Linked DNA regions of Homo sapiens: regions 1 and 2 are each linked to region 3. A link is a loop called in an ENCODE intact Hi-C map of the cell type or tissue named here. Cell type or tissue: PC-3. All regions are shown on one strand.

Evidence for each region. Peaks named below come from ENCODE experiments on the same cell type or tissue, not always from the same donor. Only the 100,000 strongest peaks of a DNase experiment are listed, where the experiment ranks them.
Region 1: a loop joins it to region 3, with 4 times the contacts of the local background. A loop is called at or near these places in 5 of 110 quality-filtered maps.
Region 2: a loop joins it to region 3, with 6 times the contacts of the local background. A loop is called at or near these places in 9 of 110 quality-filtered maps.

What each region holds. Positions count from the first base shown.
Region 1 is chr11:22,917,621-22,925,620 of GRCh38, forward strand. It overlaps LINC02718 (long intergenic non-protein coding RNA 2718), which reads left to right. Exons shown (of 11, transcript NR_187210.1): 4 at 2,898-3,029. LOC124902646 (a long non-coding RNA gene) reads left to right here and starts at 3,217. Exons shown (of 2, transcript XR_007062623.1): 1 at 3,217-3,633. RefSeq lists an enhancer at 5,032-5,543. In PC-3, a CTCF peak has its summit at 3,508 (motif pointing right); a DNase peak (open chromatin) is centred at 3,531.
Region 2 is chr11:23,535,324-23,543,323 of GRCh38, forward strand. No RefSeq gene overlaps it. Among named protein-coding and RNA genes, the nearest start is that of MIR8054, 120 kb to the left of the region's middle. In PC-3, a CTCF peak has its summit at 4,889 (motif pointing right); a DNase peak (open chromatin) is centred at 5,068; H3K4me3 peaks cover 274 bases.
Region 3 is chr11:23,109,978-23,117,977 of GRCh38, forward strand. All of the region lies in intron 4 of LINC02718 (long intergenic non-protein coding RNA 2718), which reads left to right. Among named protein-coding and RNA genes, the nearest start is that of CCDC179, 250 kb to the left of the region's middle. In PC-3, a CTCF peak has its summit at 3,818 (motif pointing right); DNase peaks (open chromatin) are centred at 3,194 and 3,814; H3K4me3 peaks cover 401 bases; H3K27ac peaks cover 455 bases.

The sequences.
Region 1 (8,000 bases), 190 kb before region 3:
TTTCTTCATTCTTTCTCTTAATTTATAGTATGTTGAGATAGAGCTCGAATAAAAGTAGCTAAAATTGTGTTTTATCCATTCATTCATTTAGGCTACTTAGTGTTTCATGGCTTTATTTTGCTGTCAGATGTGCTATCGCATATATATTATCATGGGCAAATATTTCTTTAAGTCAATTTTGTATATAATAAATTGCATTATTTAAATCTATTTACTTTTTTACTAAAAATTTCTGTCTTGTCTGTGGGTCTCCTAAGACACTCTTTGTTAAAGATTTATTTAAAGGTAAACTGCTATAGTGATCATAATTATCTTAGTAGAGAATAACCTCCTGTGTGCAGGTTTATAAATTATTCACCTATATATATTCTAAATGGAAGCACTTTCTTTTATGATTGAGGAAAGAAATATAGCAAATTGAAGACTACTGCAAAACAGAGAGAAACCCTTTCATAACTTTGCTATCCTGATGACATTAATTTTCACTCACAGATGAAAGTTGATTTCTAATCCACATGCCTATGCATTTGATAGTTGTAGTCATTATTTCCACACCATTTCTGATTTTGAAATCATATTTCTAATTTTGAAGCCATATTATAAGCAGCTCTACTATATCTTGAAAGAGTACATAATTATTCATGCTTATGTCGTATTTTTTGATATAGTTTAGCAAATGTTTTTTACTGAGCATATATTTGACTGTCTAATTTTCTTTCTTTTTTAAGACGGAGTCTTGCTCTGTCACCAGGCTGGAGTGCAGTGGCGCGATCTCGGCTCACTGCAACCTCTGTCTCCCTGGTTCAAGTAATTCTCCTGCCTCAGCCTCCTGAGTAGCTTGGACTACAGGCGCCCGCCACCATGCCTGGCTAATTTTGTATTTTTAGTAGAGACGGGGTTTCACCATGTTGGCCAGGATGGTCTCGATCTCTTGACATCATGATCTGCCCACCTTGGCCTCCCAAAGTGCTGGGATTACAGGTGTGAGCCACCATGCCTCACCTAATTTTCTTCATTCATTCTTTCTTTTCTGTTTTTTTCTTTCTTCCTTCTTTTTCTCCTTCCTTCCTTTTATGTATTTACAGTTCTACTATTATAAGTGATTTGCAAATGAAATACTTTTACTTTTTTGTTATACTTCTGTAAATTATTCCCATATGAAGTATTCTTGAGAGTGGAATTACAGCTTCAAAGAGTTTGCTAAGAGATTAGATCTGAAGTATTTTTACCACCAAATAAATAAATAAATGTAACTGTGAAAGATGAGGGATGTGCTAATTAGCTTTACTGTGGTAATCATTTCACTATATATATATATATATATGTATGTATACACATACACATATATATGTATTTCTAATAATCACATAATATACCTTATACACCTTACATAAATACATTTATTTTGCCAGTTACACCTCAATAAAGCTGGGAAGAAAGAGTTTGAATGCCCACATGATGGTTTCTTTATTCTGCCATATTGTTCTCTCACTTGACAATAGTGCTTTAAAAAGTTTTGAATTTGAAGAGGCCAATAAATATACAAAAATACTCTTGAATTTTTTATATAATGTGTAAATCCAACCCACATGTAAATGTATGAGAAAGGTACAAAAATGCTTGCCTTTGTATCTGAATATTATTTCAATTTTTGCATTATCATTTGGTATTATATTATTGTTTATATTAACAGCTGGAAAAATATTTAAGCCCTGGAGCCATTTGCAATGGTTATCTTTTATTTTTTGTGAACTGATTTACCGATTTGGAAAAAAAATCCTTAGTCTAAAATTGTGCTTTCAATACTCTACTACCTACAAAGACTATATTCTCTTCAAAGATCTTTATTTTTATAGACTATGTTATAATGAAATTGACTCTTTTTTGTGTATAGTTCTGTAATGCCTAAGATTCTTGCCTGGCCATGCCAAAGAATTGGTGTGGCAGCTGATCACGATGAGTGATAGAGACATGGACAGAGTGCAAGAAAAAGTTGTAGGCTTTATTGAGCAGAGTGAAAGTACAAAGCTTCCACAGCATGGAAGGGGTCCTGAATGGGTAGCCACTGTTGGTTTTGGGTGATTGCCTTTTAAACTCTTTAAGGCAGGAAATACGTGTGGCAGGAAGATGTTACCAGAGCGAGAAACAAAGGCAGTAAATTATTTTGTGACATGTCTTAGATTTTGAGGAAAACCGGAATTGCAACTTAGGTTTTATCTACTTTCTGACCTTGCAGCGGCATGGCAAAGGAGACAGGATCTTACAGGACCTTACAAAGTATGTTTACAAGGAATTGGAATTGGGAGTATAGATAAGGTCTGCTGGTTACAGAAAAACGGGTAGTTAACATTTCTTTTACTTTAGTTTCGGTGAGGGGAAAGGGAGAGAGGGAGAGAGGACACAGGGAAACTTACAGTAAAATTTTCGCTGTTTATAGCTTTCTTGGGGAAGAAAACACATGCACAAATCCTGGTGTTAGGAATATTTTAAGCATATATCTTCAATATTATTCATCCAGGACTGAAGTAAGTCCTGAAGTAGGAAATGAGTGCGTTTCACAGCTTTCTGAGCCCCTGCAGGACCCAGGAGGCCCAGCTGGTACCTCCTCTCAGTTCTATGGCTTTCAACACATATATAGATCTGAGTAGCCAACACCACGATTGAAATAGAGAAAAATTTCATCACCTCTCCAAATTCCCTTTTGCAATACCTTTCCAAGTACACCCTCCTTCCAATTTTAACTTCTGATAATGACTGAGGGGTTCTCTAGCACTATAGTTTTGTTATTGCCAAAAAAAATTATATAAATGAAACCATCTATTATGTAATCTTTAAGACCGGCTTCTTTTCTTAAACAATATTTTACTTCACTTTGCTTTCTTTTTATTTTATTTTAGAGACAGAGTCTTGCTCTGTTGCCCAGAATGGAATGCAGTAGCACAATCCTAACTAATCGTAACCTTGAACTCCTGGGTTCAAGCGATCCTCCTGCCTCAGCCTCCTCAGTATAGGACTACAGGCGTGCCCAGGTAAGGCTGGCTTCTTTTACTCTATTACGTTTTTTTTTTTAGTTTTGTCTGCTCATCATTTGTCTGTTTCCCCTTTCTATTTTCCTTTGGGTTATTTGAACACCTTTAATATTTCATTTAATTTATTATTACTACTTTTGACATATATTTTTATATAATTTTATGGCATGTCTGTTGGCAACAACTTCTTCATTTTCTTTCATTTAGCAATGTTTTTATTTCATCTTCATTCTTGATGGATATTTTCACTGGATAAAGAATTCTGGACTGATAGCTTTTTTATTTCAGTGCTTTAAAAATGTTTTTCCACTTCACTCTGGTTTCTACAATCTCTGATGAGAAATTCTCAGTCATTTGAATAGTTGTTTTCCTACAAGCAGGGTTTTTCAGCCTTAGCAGCACTGATATTTGGGGCCAGAAATTCTTGTGGGAGGCTTTCTTGTACAATGCAGGAAACTTAGAGGCATTCATTGCTTCTGCCCACTAGATGTCAGTAGCACCTATCCCCGGCCATCACAATAAAACATGTCTCTAGACTTTGCTAGATGTCCCTGGGTTGTTTCAGAAGACAAAATCAGACCCGTTGAGAATCACTGCTACAGAGGTAATGTGTCCATTTTCTTTGGCTACTTTAAACATTATTTTTTCTTTTTAGTTTTTAGCAGTTTGATTGTGATGTGTCTGTATATAGATTATTTTGGTTTCTCTTGTTTGGGGTTACTGAGCTTTTTAAAATTTTTCTTGTTTCCTGTCAAACTTAGAAAATATTCGCACATTATTTAAAAGAAAAATTTTTTGCACATCGTATTTTCTTTTCTCATTCTGAGACCTCAATGCGTGTTAAAAGTTTTGTTACTATCTTGCAAGTTCCTGAATCTCTTTTTATTCTCACTTTTTTTTTTTTCTGTTGTTCAGATTGGATAATTTCTATTCATCTGTCTTCAAGCTCATAGGTTTTTTGCTCTGAAATCTGCATTCTGCCTTCAAGGCCATTCAGTGAGTTTTTACATTTCAGTTATTGTATTTACTGTTTTAAAATTTTCATTTAGTTCTTTATATCTAAAATTTATTACTGATATTTTTAATGTATCCATTTATTTCAAGGGTTTGAAATCCTTAATTCCATTTATTTATTTATTTATTTAGAGATGGAATATCGCTCTGTCCCCCAGGCTGGAGTGCAGTGGTGCGATCTCGGCTCATCGCAACCTCCACCTCCTGGGTTCAAGTGATTCTTCTGTCTCAGCCTCCCGAGTAGCTGGGACTACAGGCATGCACCACCAGGCCTGGCTCATTTTTGTTTTTTAAGTAGAGATGGGGTTTCACTATGTTGACCAGGCTGGTCTCAAACTCCTCACCTCAAGTGATATGCCTCCCTCAGCCTCCCAAAGTGCTGGAATTATGGGCATGAGCCACTGCTCCTGGCCCTTGAAGTCCTTCATTCTTAGAGCATTTTTCTAAAGCAAATTTGAAGTCTTTTTCCTGATAATTCTAACATTTTGTCACCTAGACATTGGTTTCTGTTAATTGCCTTTTTCATGCGAGTCGTGATTTTCCTGGCTGTGGGTATGCTAAGTGATCTTGGCTTGTTTCTTGGAAATTTTAAACATGATATGAAACTTGTTTTTTTTGTGATTTGTATGTATTTTTTTTTTTCAATTTTTTCATAGAAATGGGATCTCCCTTTGTTGCCCAGGCTGCCCTCAAGCCCCTGGGCTCAAGGGATCCTCCTTTTGCAGCCTCTCAAAGTGCTAGTATTATATGCATGAGCCACTGTGCTTAGCTTGGTATTTTTGTTTTAGTATACAATTTACCCAGTTGTATTCAGGTCATACATTTTAACCTGCTTTTTGTGAGTTTTGGTTTCAGTGTCAGTTATGTTTTCAAAGCATTTGTAGTGCTACTCCTATGTGTTCCATGTGTGCACCAGTAAATGGCTAGATGGGACTTTGGCACTTATCTATTCTTTAGTTTAGATCTTAATGTCTTTGATATGCTATTTAGTGTCAGATCTATACATGCACAGCTTACTACTTTATGAGGTTGCTTTCCTGAGCTCTTTCCTCTCTATGATCTCTCCAGCCCTTTCTGGTTCCCTTAGGTTTCTCTTATCTGTCCTCTGGCCAGAAAGCCAGGTTTTATTTATCTTCCTTTAGCTTCACACTTCCCATGAGTATGCCCTCATTCAAGACCAAGCAACAGGAAGACAGAGAACAAAAGGAAATAGGAGCTTGTCTCACCCTCTTGGGACCACTGCTCCTCTATTCCGAAGAGTTTATCTTTTCTCAGAGATTTAGTCCTGTGAGCCCCATTGTTTCAGGATTGCCTGAGGACTGATACAGGAGACAACAGAAAAACAAACAAATACACAAGGGATTCCCTATCCTCCACCCCTCAGCATTGCATTATGAAACCCATTTGCAGCTACTAGAGCCAGAATCAGAAGGATCCTTGTGGAGCTCTCTCTATCCACATCACTATGCAGTTCCAAGTTTAAGGTTACATTGAATCCAGGCTGGGATTCCAAGCCTGGGGGGATTGGGTGGTATACCAAATAGAAACACACACACCGCCACCCACCCCCCCAACACTCAAGTAAACTCACCTATGATATGGCAGTACTTCAAATACTCATCTTCTTCCTGAGTCTGCCAACTATTGTTTGCTTTTCACTGTTGTCAAATGGCTGCATAATGCATTCTGTGCACATTTTATAGTTGCAATAAGTAGGAAAGATAGAGTGGGATGCATTTACTCCATCTTACTTGAAACAGGAGCATATGTTATCTCAGTAATTTTGATGTAAGCAAACTTTCTGAAAAGGAGTTTTAGAATAGGCTTGTTAACTGAATACATACCTCCCAGATAAACTGTAATCTCCTGCCAGAGAGTAAAGCCCTTGGTGCTTTATTGTTGTCCTTTATTTTTATTGTGGTGACTTCAGAATACCTAGACCTGTACTACCATTTTTTTACAGAGATTTTTGAGATGTAACAAATGAACTTAAAAATCTCCTTTATTTACACTACTACCTCATTAACAGCTTGTTCATCTTTATCTCAAAATCAATGGCAAACAAATTTCATCTCAAGTTCTTCCAAGGTCATCTAGTTTTGGGTACCTAGAATGTGGGTCTGGGAAGAATACAGAGGATCCATAATGTTTATCAGGAAGGTGTGCCTGGATTGAATAGTGTGACACATCTTCCATGTTTGATTAGTGTGACGCATCTTCCATGCAAAAAGGAGAGACATGTACATTCTGTGTACCTGACTACTTAGAGCTACATGTTTTCAGAGTAGTAAAAGTAAGCTGGTAAGCAATAATTAATGAGTTACTGGTACTTTGTAATCCCACTGAAGATAAAGTTTTGCTTGGTTAACACAGAAACCATGTCATAACACTGATTAGCAACAGTTTCTTTGTTTTACAAAAGTCTTGATAACTGACTCCATCCTTCTTAAAGCTTTAACCCAAATTTAAGTCTCACCAGCTTTTGTTCAAATGAAGCCACATTAACATTAGTGTCTAAATTATTACAGTTCTTATTCTAATGATTAACTTTAGGTAGTATTTTCCAATGAGAATTTTATAACCTCCTGACTGTATTTAGAAAATCTGTGAGAACATTTGCCTAAATGATTGAAAGTGCCACAGGCATTATGTAGTTAGGGTTTAGGAATTCTAGAAGGCCAGCAGTGTGAGAGACAGACACAAACAAAAGAGAATATTATTTTGGCAGAATTCTAATACAAAGTTATAATATACAGATATTCTTAGATTAGGGCAAGAGGTGTTTATGTGTCAGAACTGTTGTAAATAATCCTGTCCAGGTCCCAGGGAAATACTTTTCTGTGTATGCTCTTGGAATAAAAGATGATGGCACATGTACAGTGAAGATACATGGCTTTTGCCACTGCTAATGTTAATAACACATTGTTTTAGAGGGCAAAGATGATTTGAGAGGCAGAAATGCTTGCTTAAGAGAAAAGACAGATTAATTAAACTGTCAAATTAGTTCTCTAAGACAGTCTGAATGCAAATGATTCTTACATACATAATTATGTCTTCACAATAATGCTGTGTTCATTACTTTTTTGCTTGTCTTTGTGTTCCAAAGTAATTATAATTACTCACAATCTAGCACACTATTTACATCCATTGTACATGGAAACTATGGGACATTTTATAACATTAAAGAATTCAGATTGCTCTTAAATTTGTATATATGTAGGTATACAAACAATGCTTATGCAGTAGTGCATGTATTATTTACACTGGCAACAAGAAAATGAATAGAACTGTGAATGGTTTTATTTTTAAACAATCTTTTGTAAGACATAGTTTAAATTAAAAAAATTCACCTTTACTCAGATAATTTTTGTGTAAAATTTAGATTCTAGTAATTATAAATGGTATAGTTTTCTAATTTTGATAGTTAAAACATTTTAGAAAAAATAAATTTTTATTCCATTTAGGCTTCTGTCTTTGTGATTTTCTTCTAAATTACTGGCTTTTCAAGTAACTTATAAAAACATTATTATTATTATTGTATGTAATGTACTACTAATTTATATTTGTGGTGGGTCCTCCCAAATAAACAGGGATTCTAAGCAAGAACAACGTGCTAGTTGTGATCATGCAACTTCTCCTGTTTCCCCATCTCCCACCTCCAACTAGATTGACACCCGAAAGCCTCTCTAACAAAGAACTTCTGAATAGACCCTGAACTATTCTGAGTTCCTGTAGTTGCTTCGCAAAGTGACAAATTGCCAGTAAAATTCTCATTTGAAATAGCCGATAAGAAAGGAAAACATTTACATTTAAGATTTCTTTGTGAGCTTTTGTTTTGTGAAAAGTTTAGAAATGGGTTTATGTATTCTTTGGGGGTTTGGGACGTTTAAGGTAAGAGAATTGAGGAAAGTCCACTATAATAAACATTTATTGAGTTCAGACACCCCATTGGTCATG
Region 2 (8,000 bases), 430 kb after region 3:
TGGGTAATTTTCCAGCCCTCAAGCCCCTCCCGCCCTCCCACCTTTTGGAATCTCCAGTGTTTATTATTCCACTCTGTATGTCTACGTGTACCTGTTGTTTAGTTCCCACTTGTAAATGAGAACACGTGTTTCTGAGTTATTTCACTTAGGATAATGGCCTCAATGGCCTTCAGTTCCATCCATGTTGCTGCAAAAGACATGATTCCATTATTTTTATGGCTGGGTAGTATTCTGTAGTTTACAGATATACCACATGTTCTTTATGCAATCATCTGTTGATGGACACTTATGCTGATGCTATGGCTCTATTACTGTGAAAAGCACTGTGATAAACAAGAGTAGATATATTTTTGGTATAATGGTTTCTTTCCATTTTGGTATATACCTAGTAGTGGGATTGCTGGGTCAAATGGTAGTTCTATTTTCAGTTCTTTGAGAAATCTTCATACTGTTTTTCATAAAGGTTATACAAATTTACCTTCTTATCAACAATGTATAAGCATTTCCTTTTCTCCACATCCTAGCCAACATCTGTCATTTTTTGACTTTTTAATAATAGCCATTCTGACTGGTGTATGATGGTGGTTTTAATTTGCATTTATCTGGTGATTACTAATGATGGGCATTATTTATGTTTGCTGGCTGCTTGTATATCTCCTTTTGAAAAATGTCTGTTCATGTCTTTTGTCTATTTTTTAATGGGGATATTTGCTTTTTTTTCTTGGGTTGTTTGAATTCCTTGTAGATTCTGGATATTAGCCCTTGGTCAAATGCATAGTTTACATATATATTTTCCCATTCTGTAGGTTGTCTGTTTACTCTGATGATTGTTTCTTTTGCTGTGCAGAAGCTCTTTAACTTAATTAAGTCTAATTTGTCCATTTTTGTTTTTGTTGCATGTGATTTTGAGGACTTGGTCATAAATTCTCTGCCTAGGCCAATATCCAGAAAAATTTCTCCTAGGTTTTTCTTTAGGATTTGTATAGTTTCAGGTCTTACATTTAAGTTTTTAATTCATTTTGATTTAATTTTTATGTATGGTGAGAGATGTGGGTCCAGTTTTATTCTTTTGCATATGGCTATACATTTTTTTTCCAACACCATTTATTGAACAGGGTGTTCTGTCCCCATTGTATCTTTTCAGTCACTTTGTCAAATATCAGTTGGTTGTGGGTATGTGGCTTTATTTCTGGGTTATCTATTCTACTTCTTTGATTTATGTATCTATTCTTATAACAATATCATGCAGTTTTGGCTACTATAGTTCTGTAGTATAATTTGAAGTCAGGTAACATGATGTCTCTAGCTTTGTACTTTTTGCTTGTAATTGCATTGGCTATTCAGGCTCTTTTTTGATTCCATATGAATTTCAGAATTGGATTTTCTAATTCTTTGAAAAATGACATTGGTAATTTGTTACACATTTCATTGAATCTGTAGATTGCTTTGGGCAGTATGGTCATTTTAATTATATCAATTCTTCCAATCCATGAGCATCAGACGTTTTTCCATTTGTGTCACTTACAATTCCTTTCATTAGTGTCTTCTATTTCTCCTGGCAGAGGTATTTTACTTCCTTGGTTAAAAGTACTCTTAGGTATTTCATTTTTTATAGACATTATAAATGATATTGAATTCTGGGTTTGGTTCTCAGCTAGATTGTTATTGGTACACAGAAATGTTACTGATTTCTTGTACCTTGATTTTGTACGCTGAAACTTTACATCAAGTCTAGGCATCTTTTTGTAGGAGTATTTAGTGTTTTCTAGGTATTGCATCATATTATCGGCAAACAGATAATTTGACTTCCTCTTTTCCAATGTGGAAGCTTTTTATTTATTTTTCTTGCCTTATTGCTCTATTTAGGACTTCCAGTTCTAAATTGAGTAGGGGTAATAAAAATGGTCATCTTTGTTTTGTTCCAGGACTTACGGGGAATCCTTTAATCCTTTGGCACTTAGCGGTCCCAAACACCTGGCTGCCAAACAGTAGTGGTCCATGGCCGATTAGGAACCCAGCCACACAGCAGGAGATGAGCAGTGGGCAAGCAAGCATTACCTCCTGAGCTCAGCCTCTTGTCAGATCAGTATTGGCATTAGATTCTCATAGGAGCGTGAATCCTGTTGTAAATTGCACATGAGAGGGATCTAGTTTGTGCACTCCTTATGAGAATCTAACTACTGCCTGATGATCTGAGCTGGAACAGTTTTATCCCAAAACCATTCCCCACTCTCTGCACAGTCGGTAGAAAAATTGTCTTTCATGAAATCTGTCCCCAGTTCCAAAAAGGTTGGGAGTTGCTGCTTTAAACTATTCCTCACTGAAAATGATGTTGGCTAAGGGTTTGTCATATATGGCTTTTCTTATTTTGAGTTATGATCTTTGGATGGTTGTTTATTGAGGGTTTTTATTAGGAAGGAATGTTGTATGTTATCAAATGCTTTTTCCACATCTATTGAGATGATTATAATGTTTTTACTTTTAATTCTGTTTACCTGGTGAATCACATTTATTGATTCTCATGTGTTGAAACATCCCTGCACCCCAGGAATAAAACCCACTTAATCATAGTGCATTATCTTTGTGATGTGATGCTGCATTCAGTTTGCTAGTATTTTGTTGAGGGTTTTTGCATCTCTGTTCATCAAAAATACTGTCCTGTAGTTTTCTTCTTTTTGTTGTTGTATCCTTACCTGGCTTTGGAATCAGAGTAATACTCCTTCTTAGAATGAGCTAGAGAGGATTCCTTCCTCCTTGATCTTTTTTGGAAAAGTTTCAGTGATAATGATATAGTTCTTTGCATGTCTGGAAGCATTCAGCTATAAGTCCATTTGGTCCTGGGATTTTTAGTGTCAGGAAATGTTTTATTACTGATTCAGTTTCATTACTTGCTATTGGTCTGTTCAAGATTTCTACTTCTTCCTTGTTAAATTTTGGGAGGTTGTATGTTTTCAAGAATTTATCCATTCTTCTAGGTTTCCTAGTTCGTGTAGGTAAATATGCTCGTAGTGGTATATAATAATCTTTTGTATTTCTGTGGTATTAGTCATAATGTCACTCTTATTCTTTCTGCTTGTGCTTATTTGAATCTCTTTTTTTTCTTGGTTAATCTAGCTAGTAGTCTGTCATTTTTATCTTTTCAAAAAACCATCTTTTTATTTTATTGATTCTTAGTATTGTTTTTGGTCCCAGTTTCATTTAGTTCAGCTTTGATCTTTGTTATAATTTTTCTTCTGCTAGCTTTGGGTTTTGTTTGTTTTTCTTTTTCTAGTTCCTTAAAGTGCAAAGTAAGGTTAATTTGAGATTTTTCTATGTTTTTAAAATATATCTTCCTCTTAGCACTGCCTTTGCTGTTTCCCAGAGATTTTGGTATGCCATGTGTTTATTTTCATTTATTTTAACAATTTTTAATTTCTACCTTGATTTCACTGTTTATTTAAAGATTATTCAGGGTAAGTTATTTAATTTCTGTGTATTTATATAGTTTTGAGAGTTAATCTTAGTATTGATTTTTTTTTATTCCGTTGTGTCCTGAGAACATGCCTGATATAATTTTGACTTTTTAAAAATTTATTGAGACTTGCCTTGTGGCCTAATATATGGGAAAATTTTAAGAATGTTTCATGTACAGATGAGAAAAACGTGTATTCTGTAGTTGCAGGGCAGGATGTTCTGTGAATGTCTGTTAGGTCTATTTATTCTGGAATACAACTTAAATCTGGGGTTCTTTTGTTAATTTTCTGCCTCAGTGATCTGTCTAGTGCTGTCAGTGCAGTATTGAAATATCCCACAATTACTGTATCGTCTTATACATCTTTTCTTAGGTCTATTAGTATTTGTTTTATGAATCTGAGTGCTCTGGTGTTGAGTGCATACACATCTAGAATTGTCACAACTTCTTGAATTGATTTCTTCATCATTATGTAATAATCTTTGTCATTTTTTACTGTAATTTTTAATTGACTTACAATCTGTTTTATCTGATATAAGTATACCTGCTTTCTTTTGGGTTTTCTTTGCATGGCTTGTATTTTCAATTTTGTGTTTTCAGTTTTCTCTTGGATCTCATTGAGCTTTCTTATAATCCATATTTTGAATTATTTATCTGTCATTTCAGAATTTTCCTTTTGGTTAGGGTACATTGCTAGAGAGCTAGTGTGCTTTTTAGGGGTGTGGAAATCTGTTTTGTTTTTGTTTTTTTGTATTGATTCCTTCTCATCTGAAGAAGCTGTTACTTCTTATTTTTCAATTTACTCCCATTTGTTTTTCTTTTATTTTATGTTTGAGACAGGGTCTTGCTCTGTCACGCAGGCTGGAGTGCAGTAGCACGATCGTGGCATGACCGTGGCTCACCACAGCCTCGACCTCTTGGGCCCAAGTGACCCTCCCACCTCACCCTCCCAAGTAGCTGGGACCACAGGCATGTGCCACCACCATCATCTAATTTTTGTATTTTTTGTAGAGACAGGGTTTTGTCCTGTTGCCCAGTCTGGTCTTCAACTCCTGGGCTAAAGCAATTTGTCCTCCTCAGCCTCCCAGAGTGCTAGGATTACACATGTAAGCCACCACACCCAGCCAATTTACTCTCATTTGGATGGTAGTTTTTTATTTTCCTCCTTGAAGGTGACTGTAACCTATGTTGTATATGATCATTTAGCTTTGGTTCTGGGTGCTTTCAGCAGGCAAAAGCACTGTATATACTTCCTTGGTTATAGATAGCTTTTCTGTTGAGTGGTGGCTTTCTCAGATGCCGATTATAGTAGTAATGTAGTGGACATATGCTCAGGCGCGCTATCTTCTGTGGCGCTGGGAGTACAGAGGTCTCAGGAAGACTGATTATCTTGTTTCCGAGTTCTATTCCCTTCTGTTGGCAGGTTTTTAAATTTGGTTCTGCAGTTCAATCTTCTTTCCAGTAGATGGCACTTGTGAGTAAGAGCTGGCACACCCTTGGATACCCCAGTGAAGAGTGGAAGCACCTGTCCTGACAGGGGTGCTAGGGAGAGCTCGGGTGAGATGTGCTGAAATCTCTCCTGGGGCGGGGGGGGGCGGTGTGAAGCGAGGCTGGGGGTGCACTAGCTCTTTGCCCTGGGCAGACAGGAAGGTGGCTTGATCCACCATTGCTAAGAAGGGCTGGAGACTGTGAGTCAAATGAAAAGCATGAGAAAGAATGTGTGCATCCTCTAGAGGCAAAGACTGGCTCCCTGGCTGACAACCAGGTAGGAAACAGGAACCTTCCAACAGCAGGGAACTGAATTTGACTAATAGCCTATATGAGGTTAGAAGCAGATTTATCCCCAGAGCTTCCAGAAAGGATTGCAGACTACTGATTCCTTGGTTTTGGCATTGTAAAATTCTGAACTGTGCACCCTTTTAATCTATGCTACATCCAGATTTTGATCTACAGAACTGTGTGATAATAAGTTTTAAGTGTTGTGATAGTGTTGTTTTAAGACACTACATGTGAGGTAATCTGTTATAGTAGCAACTGGCAACTAACCCTCTAGCATCAGAAACCTTACTGATGTTTTCAGAGTACATCTTCCTTTTTCTAGCTTTCTTTGCTTTTCTTAGCTCTCTTTTCTCTGTTTGCAATTATTTCTCTCTTTTCTTTAGATGAGAAACTCATTTTTATGTTTTCCAGCAAATATGTTCTATAACCTCTTTAACGGCAAGACTGGGTGAGTTTTTACGGGTGAGTTTTTACATCTGATGCTTTCCTAGCATGCTAGCAGCATCACTATTACTGCAAATTAGTGCAGTGGTTGAAACAAGGGCTCTAAAGTTAAATGAATTAGAAGTTATTTCCCAGCTCTACCCTTCACTAGTTGTGTAACAAAATGTTAATTCTTAAAATAGACCTTCCCATATTAAATTGAAATTACCTTTTACTGAATTCTATTCTAGACTAAGAATTCTGAGTGCAGGTATCATGATTTTTTTTTTTTTTTTTTTTTTTTTTTTTTTTGAGACAGGGTCTCACTCTGTCACCCAGGCTGGAGTGCAGTGGTGTGATCTCTGCTCACTGCAACCTCTGCCTCCCAGGCTGAAGCCATCCTCTCACCTCAGCCCACAAGTAGTTAGGAGTACAGGCATGAGCCACCATGCCCCAGCTACTTTTTGTATTTTCTGTAGAGACAGGGTTTTACCATGTTGCCCAAGCTGGTCTCTAACTCCTGAGTTCAAGCGATTCACCCGCCTCAGCCTTCCCAAGTGCCACATTACATGCCTGAGCCATGATGGCTTGCCAAGGGATCATGATTTACTCTTGTGTCTTCAGGTTTAGACATACTGCCTGGTACCTAGTAACTACTTAATATCTGTTTACTGTCATGCCTCTGAGCCCAAGCTAAGCCATCATATCCCCTGTGACATGCACCTATACATCCAGATGGCCTGAAGCAACTGAAGATCCACAAAAGAAGTGAAAATAGCGTTAACTGATGACATTCCACAATTGTGATTTGTTTCTGCCCCACCCTAACTGATCAATGTACTTTGTAATCTCCCCCACCCTTAAGAATGTTCTTTGTAATCTCCCCCACTCTTAAGAAGGTTCTTTGTAATTCTCCCCACCCTTGAGAATGTACTTGGTGAAACCCACCCCCTGCCTGCAAAACATTGCTCCTACTTCCACCGCCTATCCCAAAACTTATAAGAACTAATGATAATCCCACCACCCTTTGCTGACTCTCTTTTCGGACTCCGCCCACCTGCACCTAGGTGAAATAAACAGCCTTGTTGCTCACACAAAGCCTGTTTGGTGGTCTCTTCACTCGGACATGCATGACATTTACCAAATGAAGCTTATATGTCAATGTGCTTTACCACTTATAAAGAATATTTATGAATATTATCTTAATTGGGGGTTCCAATAAACTCATTCAGCTTTATATCAAATATCTGTATACGTGTATTTTATAGATGAGGAAACCAAGGCAAGGGGTTAAATGTCCAAGTTAATATACAAGAGAGCAGTTTTCACTCTGAAAGATTCTAGTCCAAAGTCTATGTTACATGTACTCTGTCACAACATATTCTTAGCATGGAAATTCTCCCTTGTATAGTAGACTTCCTCATTAGCTTTAAACATCAGACCTGGATATAAGGCTTGTTGTCATTTGCATCATGGGATTTAAATTATGCACCATATAATTCTACTGGAGACATAAGAGGCATGGTGAATAACCCTACATCAGTGCTTGAGCACACCTTACACCTCCCAAATTAAAGTGGACAACTTGATTGGAATTAAGCACTGTACTCATATGGGTCTTCCTTTGTAAAATGACTGTCCAGAGAATAAAAAGATTATTTGTGAAGAACAATAATTCGTTGACTTTATACTGTCCTATCAAGTATCCTGAGAGTTGCTCACAAGTGAACCAGAATGAATAAAAGTAATTAAAGCAGTTACTGATAAGTATCAGGTCATTTCCTGTTATAAAGTTTGAATATACTCGATGAGCAATGAGGGTGTATTTTTGCCTCTTTCTTGGGAAATACCAAGCAAACGGCAATTGGCTTATTTTATTTCAAATGTTTCTGCTGTGAACAAAGAATACTTTTGACCTGTATTTCCTTTCAACTGTTGTGTATCTTGATCTTATCCATCCTTCGAAACCAATACAGCTTCTTTCTCTATAACCTTCCCTAATTATAATGTGAGCAACTAGGTTGAACTGTGCAAAAATGCTGACAACTGTTTTTGACTTAAAAATAATAATTTGTTTTAATTTAATATACTTGCTGTGAACACACCACCTATTATCTTCTTTACTCTTCTGAGATTCAAGGGATTTGAAAATACTTTAGAAAGCCATTAAGTAATGATACAAAAAGCTCTAAATTAAACTACATACAGAAAGTTACCTACATGTATGTTTGCGTGGATGTTTGTATACACATATATTTATTTATACATAGTCTACACAATCTAGTAAAAAACTATTTTTTTAAAAAGAAGGGAAATAATACTAGTGTTAATTTAATGCTTCTTAAGT
Region 3 (8,000 bases):
ATAAGTGGAATAAAAGTGGAACCAAATTGTAATGTCCTGAGACACTGAAATATTAGATGAAGACCTGCCAGCCCAGAACACTTTCCTTCCGATAATCCAGATTTCAAATTAAGCATTATTTCCTTTGAGACTTTCTTGACCATCCTAAGGAAATAAGTTGCCCAGTCTTAGTTCATTACCTACTTAATTTTCTCATAGCTTTTATCAGTGCTTGGTAATTTGTTACGTTGTTATGTTATGTTTTGACCTGATAGTAGCTACTAAGTTGTCTAATTAACTGACTGATTTATTAATTGCCTTTTATTTTCTGATTTCTTTATTATTCTTTTTGTTGTTTTCCTTTCTCACTTCTTACCATTTGTTTGATTAATTTTTTTACTTTGCTCTTATTTTTCCTACTGAATTCCAAGTTAATCAGATATGACATTTCACCCAGTCACAATTTTAAGGGATGAATTTTTAACAAACTTTCAAGAAACAGAGCTTCCATCTTACACTTACTCTTTCAGCATTGGAAAAAGAAGAGATGAGTTTCCCTTCTCATCTGGCATGATGCTTTCTTTATCTTGATTGAATGGAGCTCAGAATCATCCCATAATGTAAAGCTCAGTAAAGCTCAGTAAAATCAGTAAAATTTCAAATGGGCATCACATGAGGTTGTTATAAATAGATGAATCCCACTCTAAATAACAGCATCTGCACATACACAAAAAGGAGTAAGTTCTGGTGAATGCCAGCGTGGAACACAAGATCAGATAGTTGTGAATGTACAGAAAAACTGTAAAATGTTCAAAGAAAAGTATTGTTAGAGACCAGAAGCCACCGTAAGATGCAGCCATAGGCAGCAGGAAGGCAAGTCATCCAGAGCTGGATTGGTGAGGTATATTTAAAGTTCAGGGCTGAAAGGACACCTAAGTGGTGGACAAGACCACCACGGTTGAAACAACAACAGAACACTGACCTAGGGTGGGAAATATTGAAATGGCATCAGTTTTCTGCCTTGAGACTCTGAAACTCAGGCCGTTTGCCCTGAGACTGCCACGTGGTTCAAGGTGTTATTTTATTAATCATTAATTAATGAATTTTCTGAAAGCACAAGTCAATTAGGTCAGTACTGAAAAAGAATTCTATAAATCATGAATGCTGCAATCCTTCAAAGCCCTTTTCTTATATAGCCAGGGCAGTCACTATACCACTTAAAAATGAAATTTTTGTCATCAGATTATTTATTCACATTCTTTTCCCTTTTCTAAAGTTAGTGATTTTCATAGCCAACTTGATTCCTAGGCATAGTTCAATATATCTAGCTTCTTAGACCAAAGGCACATTTTTAATATACAGAAGAATGGAGTGGCTCTCAGTCTTGTTGTAGACATAAGCATACTCTAAGTAGGTGTTTTTTGCATTTAATTTTGGATTTTTGCATAAAAGAAGGACGATATGCTGTAACTTTGAGATAGGTAACTTAGTATGCTTTCTTGACTTTGAATAAGTGGCAGCTGTGAAAATGAGCTGTCTAACTGCTGGGAGAGTAATTGACTTAGGGTCCCAGAGGCTGTACTCTGAATCCACCAACACCCAGTTCATGTCAAGATCATACTTCCAACAGGCTGCTCCCAGGCAGTGGCTGAGTGTAGGCAGGAGACTGCAGCAGGACTGTTTCTGGGGGGTTATTTTCACTGAAGGACTCAGTGATATACTTGATGAAATTTCTTAGAACCGCACTGCAGGGTAAGATGTTTCTACACAACCTCCCTTCCCTCCCTCTCTCTCCCACATGGATCAAATATGCATTGATTGCTTCCTGTGGCTCCCTTCTCATTTACACTCACAGGCAGTGCCCTAATAAATCTCTTGCACGTGTAATGATGTCCTGGTATCTGCCTCTCAGAGGACCCAGAATAACAACAGATTCTAAAATTGCTTTAAAAATATCTTTCAACCTTGTCTTTGGTAATATTTCTGGAAAAGTTTCATCTTGCTTTTTCTTCTTGTAATAAATTGTGAGGTAAAATCACCTTAGTGTTTGAAAACCTCAAAAATAAAACTTGGTACAATAATTCCTTTGATGTACTACACATATCAGTATGTTCTGCTTTTCTGGGCTAGAGCTGAACTAGTACTTCTTTTTACTGATTGGGGAAACCAATATCAGAAACCAACAAACACCTTAAAAAGTGTATGTAAGAACTGTAATTCTTTTTTAAAGTTGTGATGGATCCATTTCAATATCACATGGCTTCCCATATATACGGAGAAAACATACATATTGGAAACCTTGGCATGTACATATTTCTAAAAAATATAAAAATATTCCCTGAGAACTGCGTGAGTTCATTTAGATCACTGAATTAAGGGCTGAGTTTAAAACATTGTTTCAGATGTTAGAAATACACATCACTCCCTAAAAGCATCTAGGTGCCCAGCGTGTTTGTTCCTGCTTTGCAGATATTTACCGTACTTTAACAGAGTTGAGGGTACTTTGCTTTAGTTGGGTCCCTCAGGAGAAACCACTTGAACAAAAATCAGAGTGTTTTCGGCTTCTCAGCTTGACTCTGCCACAGCAGCATGTATGGTTTTTCACTAGCTGTTGATTCTCAATGCCTCCTTTTGGGCTTCTCCATTTCCCCTGCTTCATTTACACAGAAGGAGTAGAAGAGAAAGGACTCTAATAGCAAATGCCTGAGAAATTCTTGAGCGTTCTGTGTTCCCAGAGGAGCATGGTCCAGCTTTTACTCCAGTTTCCTCACATTTCTCTTTGAAAATTCTACAAAACACAACAAAAGATGTTTTAAATATTTCTACAGGACTAATACAAATAATAAAACAATCTATACCTTCAGGCAGAGAAAACCCACAAATTCACCCTATTCCCAATTAAAAAACAAAAAAAGTGCCTAAGTGGGAGGTAGGGGTAGGAGATCCTTCACAGCCCCAGCATTAGAGTGGAAGTCACAACTGTGGAGCAGATCAGTAGCGGATCAGAAGGACTGCCGTACCGAGAAGTGAAAGAAATACAGACACAGCATGAGCAGTGACAGAACTCAGAAACCCAAGCAAATAGAATGCACTGCAAGAGGGGAGAGCACCATTGTAAGGGACATGGATGTGCTTTGGTCAAGAATTAGGCCTAGGCAGACATCCAGGCCTGTGTGACTCAGCGGGGTTAGGGTGCAGGTGCATACTCCACTTGTTATATAACCTGTTTGTGTAAGCTCAAACTTGGCTCTGAGCCACTATTGTCTGCAGAAGGTGTAACTGCCCTGCTGACACTACGGGCTGTTAGGTATGGCTTGACATGGTGCTGGCACCCAGAGAAAGAGAGAGAGAGAGAACCAGAGCTGTCTGTCTTGCAGAAGGATATATAGGGGAGCCACAGCATGGCTCGTGCTGGTGCCCAGAAAGGGAAATAATTAAGCTGCTGACCCTGAAGGCAAGGGAGAGCCAAATGTGCAGCTGCAGGTGTGGGGTGGCAGGAGCCACAGAGCTGCAGCAGACAGCCCAGATAAAGGTGGACAGTGTTAGAGGGCCAGTGTGAGTAAGCCGCTGATGAGAAACGGCCCCCCTGGAGCGTTCTTTCAGCTATCCATCCACTCCCCTTGGACCTCAGCTAGGGCTAGACCCTAACCCTGGGTGTGGCATTTGGCATAATCGTGGACCTGGACCTAACAACCACGAGTGGAAAACTGCTATGGCGAAGTTTGAGAATGAAATGATCAGGACAGGAGAACTGGGAAAGCAAAAGGAAATGACAGGGAAATTTGGACTAAAGCACTAACTTTAATTAAATAAACTGCCGGAGACATAACAGAAGAGGGAGCCCTTGAGCTGAGAAACCCAGACAGCTTCTGTAAACTCTTCCTCTCCTGTGCTGGTAGCTGTCACTTCTCACCTGCCAGGTGAGATAGCTGGTCCAGGAGAAATTTACTAATAAGGAATGGAAGTAGAGGCAGAGTGGAGAGGGCAGGGATGAAAACAAAGAAATGAAACATCTTCGTATGCCTGTCTATATCATTTTGACCCAAAGATCCCATAAGTGTATTATGCATAAAACCAACATTTCTTGAAATTAAATACAAAGGGAAACAAAGTAAACCCAATCATACATCAATTTGTAAAGTAACTACACAAGGAATGGGACTTCACAGAATAGACTTCTTACTGTACATCCTTACTTAACAGCATTAAAAGCACAAAAACAAAACAACTAAAAAGAAGTATCAATTTTATGTAGTAATTAATAGTAGTATGATTCATAATTATTTTATTTTATTTTATTTATTTATTTTTTTGTGATAGGGTCTCACTCTGTTGTTGCCCAGGCTGGAGTGCAGTGGCGAGAACACGACTCACTGTAGCCTCGACCTTCCTAGCTCAGGTGATTATCCAACCTCAGCCTCCTGAGTAGCTGGTAATACAGGTGCACACCACCATGCACAAATGATTTTTGTATTTTTTGTAGAGACAGCGTTTTTTCACGTTAATCAGGCTAGTCTCAAGCTCCTGGGCTCAAGTGATCCATCCACTTCAGCCTCCCAAATTTCTGGGATTATAGGTATGAGCTACCATGCTGGCCATAAATGTTATGTTGAGACTATGTCCTTCATATATTGAGGGTTAACACAAGATCTTAAGGTCTGTGGAAGAAAAACAAAAGGGCACTTTATTTTCTAAAAAATAACAGTCTACAGATCAGGGAGATGTGTAGCCTCCAATGTAAAGGGAAAGCATGTTCTGGAGAAAAAGAGCAGGTCTGACTTAAATAAAGGAAGTTCATGACCCAACCCTCAAACAGGTCAGTTTATGCAAATGAAGAAATCAGGCCAAGTGCAGTGGCTGATGTCAGGTATCTCAGCACTTTAGGAGGCTGAGGCAGGAGAATTGCTTAAGGTCAGGAGTTTGAGAGCAGCCTGAGCAACATAGCAAGATCCCTCTCTGCAAAAAATAACAAAAATTAGCAGGGCATGTTAGTGTGCACCTGTGGTCCCAGCTACCCTGGAGGCTGAAGTGGGAGAATCATTGAGCTCAAGAGTTAGAGGTTATAGTGAGCTATGATCATGCCACTGCATTCCAGTCTGGAGGACAGAGTATATGCCCAGTCTGTTTAAAGAAAAAAATCAAATTTGGTCCTAATTGGGTAGTTTCCAAGCCCAAACTAGAAGTCTCTGTTGGATGACCCTTTTAGGCTACTGCTAGGAGAAGTTTTCCAACTACAGTGTCTCTATTTTAGCTCAGAAGTACAAACAGTATGTTAGGTAAGAATCGTATATTTTAATGCAGTTCATCTAAAAGCTATACATGTTCACCTTGTGCCCTTCTGCCAGATCTAGTCATTTCGAGCTATTCAACTGTGAATAGGATTGGGAAAAGTAATAGTCTGTGCTTCCAGGAAAAAGAGAAGAAAAGTATTGATGATTACTAATGTCTACTACACTGATATCAAAGTTTCCTATTAATAAAAATGTAGGTATAAGCATTTAATTGGGCACTCTTTGATGTATTTGGTAGGTTACATGATAAAATATGGGGGTGTGGTCCAGGCATAGATATATATTCTAAAGCTATCCAGGTGAGTATAATGTATAGCTATGTTTAAGAACCACAGAGAGTAAAGCCTGTTACAGTTTCTAACAAAGATAATTCAATATGCCCAAATTAAATCTGCAGACAAGTAATTTCATATGCTATTATTTAAAGTAATAAATTTAGAAAACTAATAATAAAACAAAAAAAGCAGAAATGTTAAATAATAATAATAATAAAATAATTTTATGTGTAGCAAGTATTTATGAATGAAAGAGCCAAATAAGCTTAGAAAGAGAGGAGAAACAAAAAAAAAACTATTTTAGACTAACAACACTCATTTTTTTTGTTTTCAAGGATCTTTTAAAATTCTTACAAAGGATTAAGAGTTTTGGTAAGCCTTCATTTATTTATATGGGTTATTTCTATCTATATTTACTACATTAGAAATAAAAACTGTTAAATATTAAAATGTGTATTTGCTAATTCATTTGAAAAGAATAGTAAACCAAGTACCTATTAACATAAGCAACATATTTTTATGAAAATTACTAAAATTTCCAAAACCAAAGAAAACATTAATGAGAAGAGTGACAATGTTTTACAGTTTTGCAAATACTTTCAGTGTCTGATTTTATAGGCTGGATTCTCATACCTTTTCCTGCATCCATCTTTTCAATATTACATACCCTTTCCATAGCTTCTGAAAAATGCCACCATACACTTGAAAGACTATGAGAGCAGAAAAGGACAAATAATATATTAGCATTACTTTGAAAATGCTTTTGGCATTATGAGTCTGCAGAAAATATTGCAGAAACCCCTAGGAGTCTCCAGACGATCCACTGAGAAATATCTGTGAGTTGTTGTACACATATTTCAGCTTCTGAGTTCAAATGATTATATCCTGCACCTAGCTGTGATAATGCTAGGAAATGGTAATATCAATATTATGTTCTTTATATTCTCTGACAAATCTCTGGAGAACACATAGTCTCTCTTACAGGTTATGTACAGTTAGCAGTAAGTAATATTGTTAGACCACTCCAAAGGCCATTTTCACTGGCAATATTTACTAGACAAAATGGCCACTCCAGCCTGTGTATCATGGCTAATTAAGATGACTGAGAGCACTGGCTGTTCTGTCTTGATTAGACCCTGAGGAAGATATAGTCTTTGAGGGATTTTATTATCCCACAATGTAAGAAAGCTCTCCAGAGATTTTACCTCTGTCTCCCAGGAAAGAAACAAACAAGCATTATGAGGCTGGGCAGGACATCCAAGAGTCTGGGCTTAGATGCTTATCAGGGGAACCAGCCCCCAATATTTCAAGGTAGGTTCTTTCTATTTTCCCTAAGTGTCAGCCGGTCTGAGAAGTAAAGAGAAAGAGTACAAAGAGAGGAATTTTACAGCTGGGCCTCTGGGGGCGACATCACATATTGGTAGGTCTGTGATGTCCCCTGAGCCACAAAATCAGCAAGTTTTTATTAGGGATTTCAAAAGGGGAGGGGGTGTATGAACAGGGAGTAGGTCACAAAGATCACATGCTTCAAAGGGCAAAGCAAGATCACAAGGCAAGGGCAAAATTACCATTACTGATGAGGGTCTATGTTCCTCTGTGCACATATTGTCTTAATAAACATCTTAACAGAAAATAGAGTTCGAGAGCAGAGAACTGGTCTCACCTCAAATTTTCCAGGGTGGGATCTTTTCCCCGCCCTAATAAGCCTGAGGGTACTGCAGGAGACCAGGGTGTATTTCAGTTGTTATCTCAACTGCGTAAGATAGACACTCCCAGAGCGGCCGTTTATAGACCTCCCTCCAGGAATGCAATTCTTTTCCTAGGGTCTTAATATTTAATATTCCTTGCTAGGAGAAGAATTTAGCAATATCTCTCCTACTTGCACATCTGTTTATAGACTCTCTGCAAGAAGAAAAATATAGCACTATTCTGCCCGACCCTGCAGGCAGTCAGACCTTATGGTTGTCTTCCCTTGTTCCCTAAGATTGCTGTTATTCTGTTCGTTTTCAAGGTGCACTGATTTCATATTGTTCAAATACACGTGTTTTACAGTCAATTTGTACAACAGTGGTCCTGAGGTGATGCACATTCTCAGCTTACAAAGATAACAGGATTAAGAGATTAAAGTAAGACAGGCTTAAGAAATTATAAGGGTATTATTAGGGAAGTGATAATGTCCATATTAAAATGAAATCTTCACAATTTATGTTCAAAGATTGCAGTAAAGACATGCGTAAGAAATTATAAAAGTATTAATTTTGAGAACTGATAAATGCCCATGAAATCTTCACAATTTATGTTCCTCTGCTGCAGCTCCAGCCGGTCCCTCTGTTCGGGATCTCTGATTTCCCAGGACAGATGCTCAAGAGCGAGGGAAGAATTGCTCAGTGGCTGGAAGTGGGGACACTCAAAGATGGGCCTGGGCAGTCCAGATACAAGTTCACAAAACTGAGGA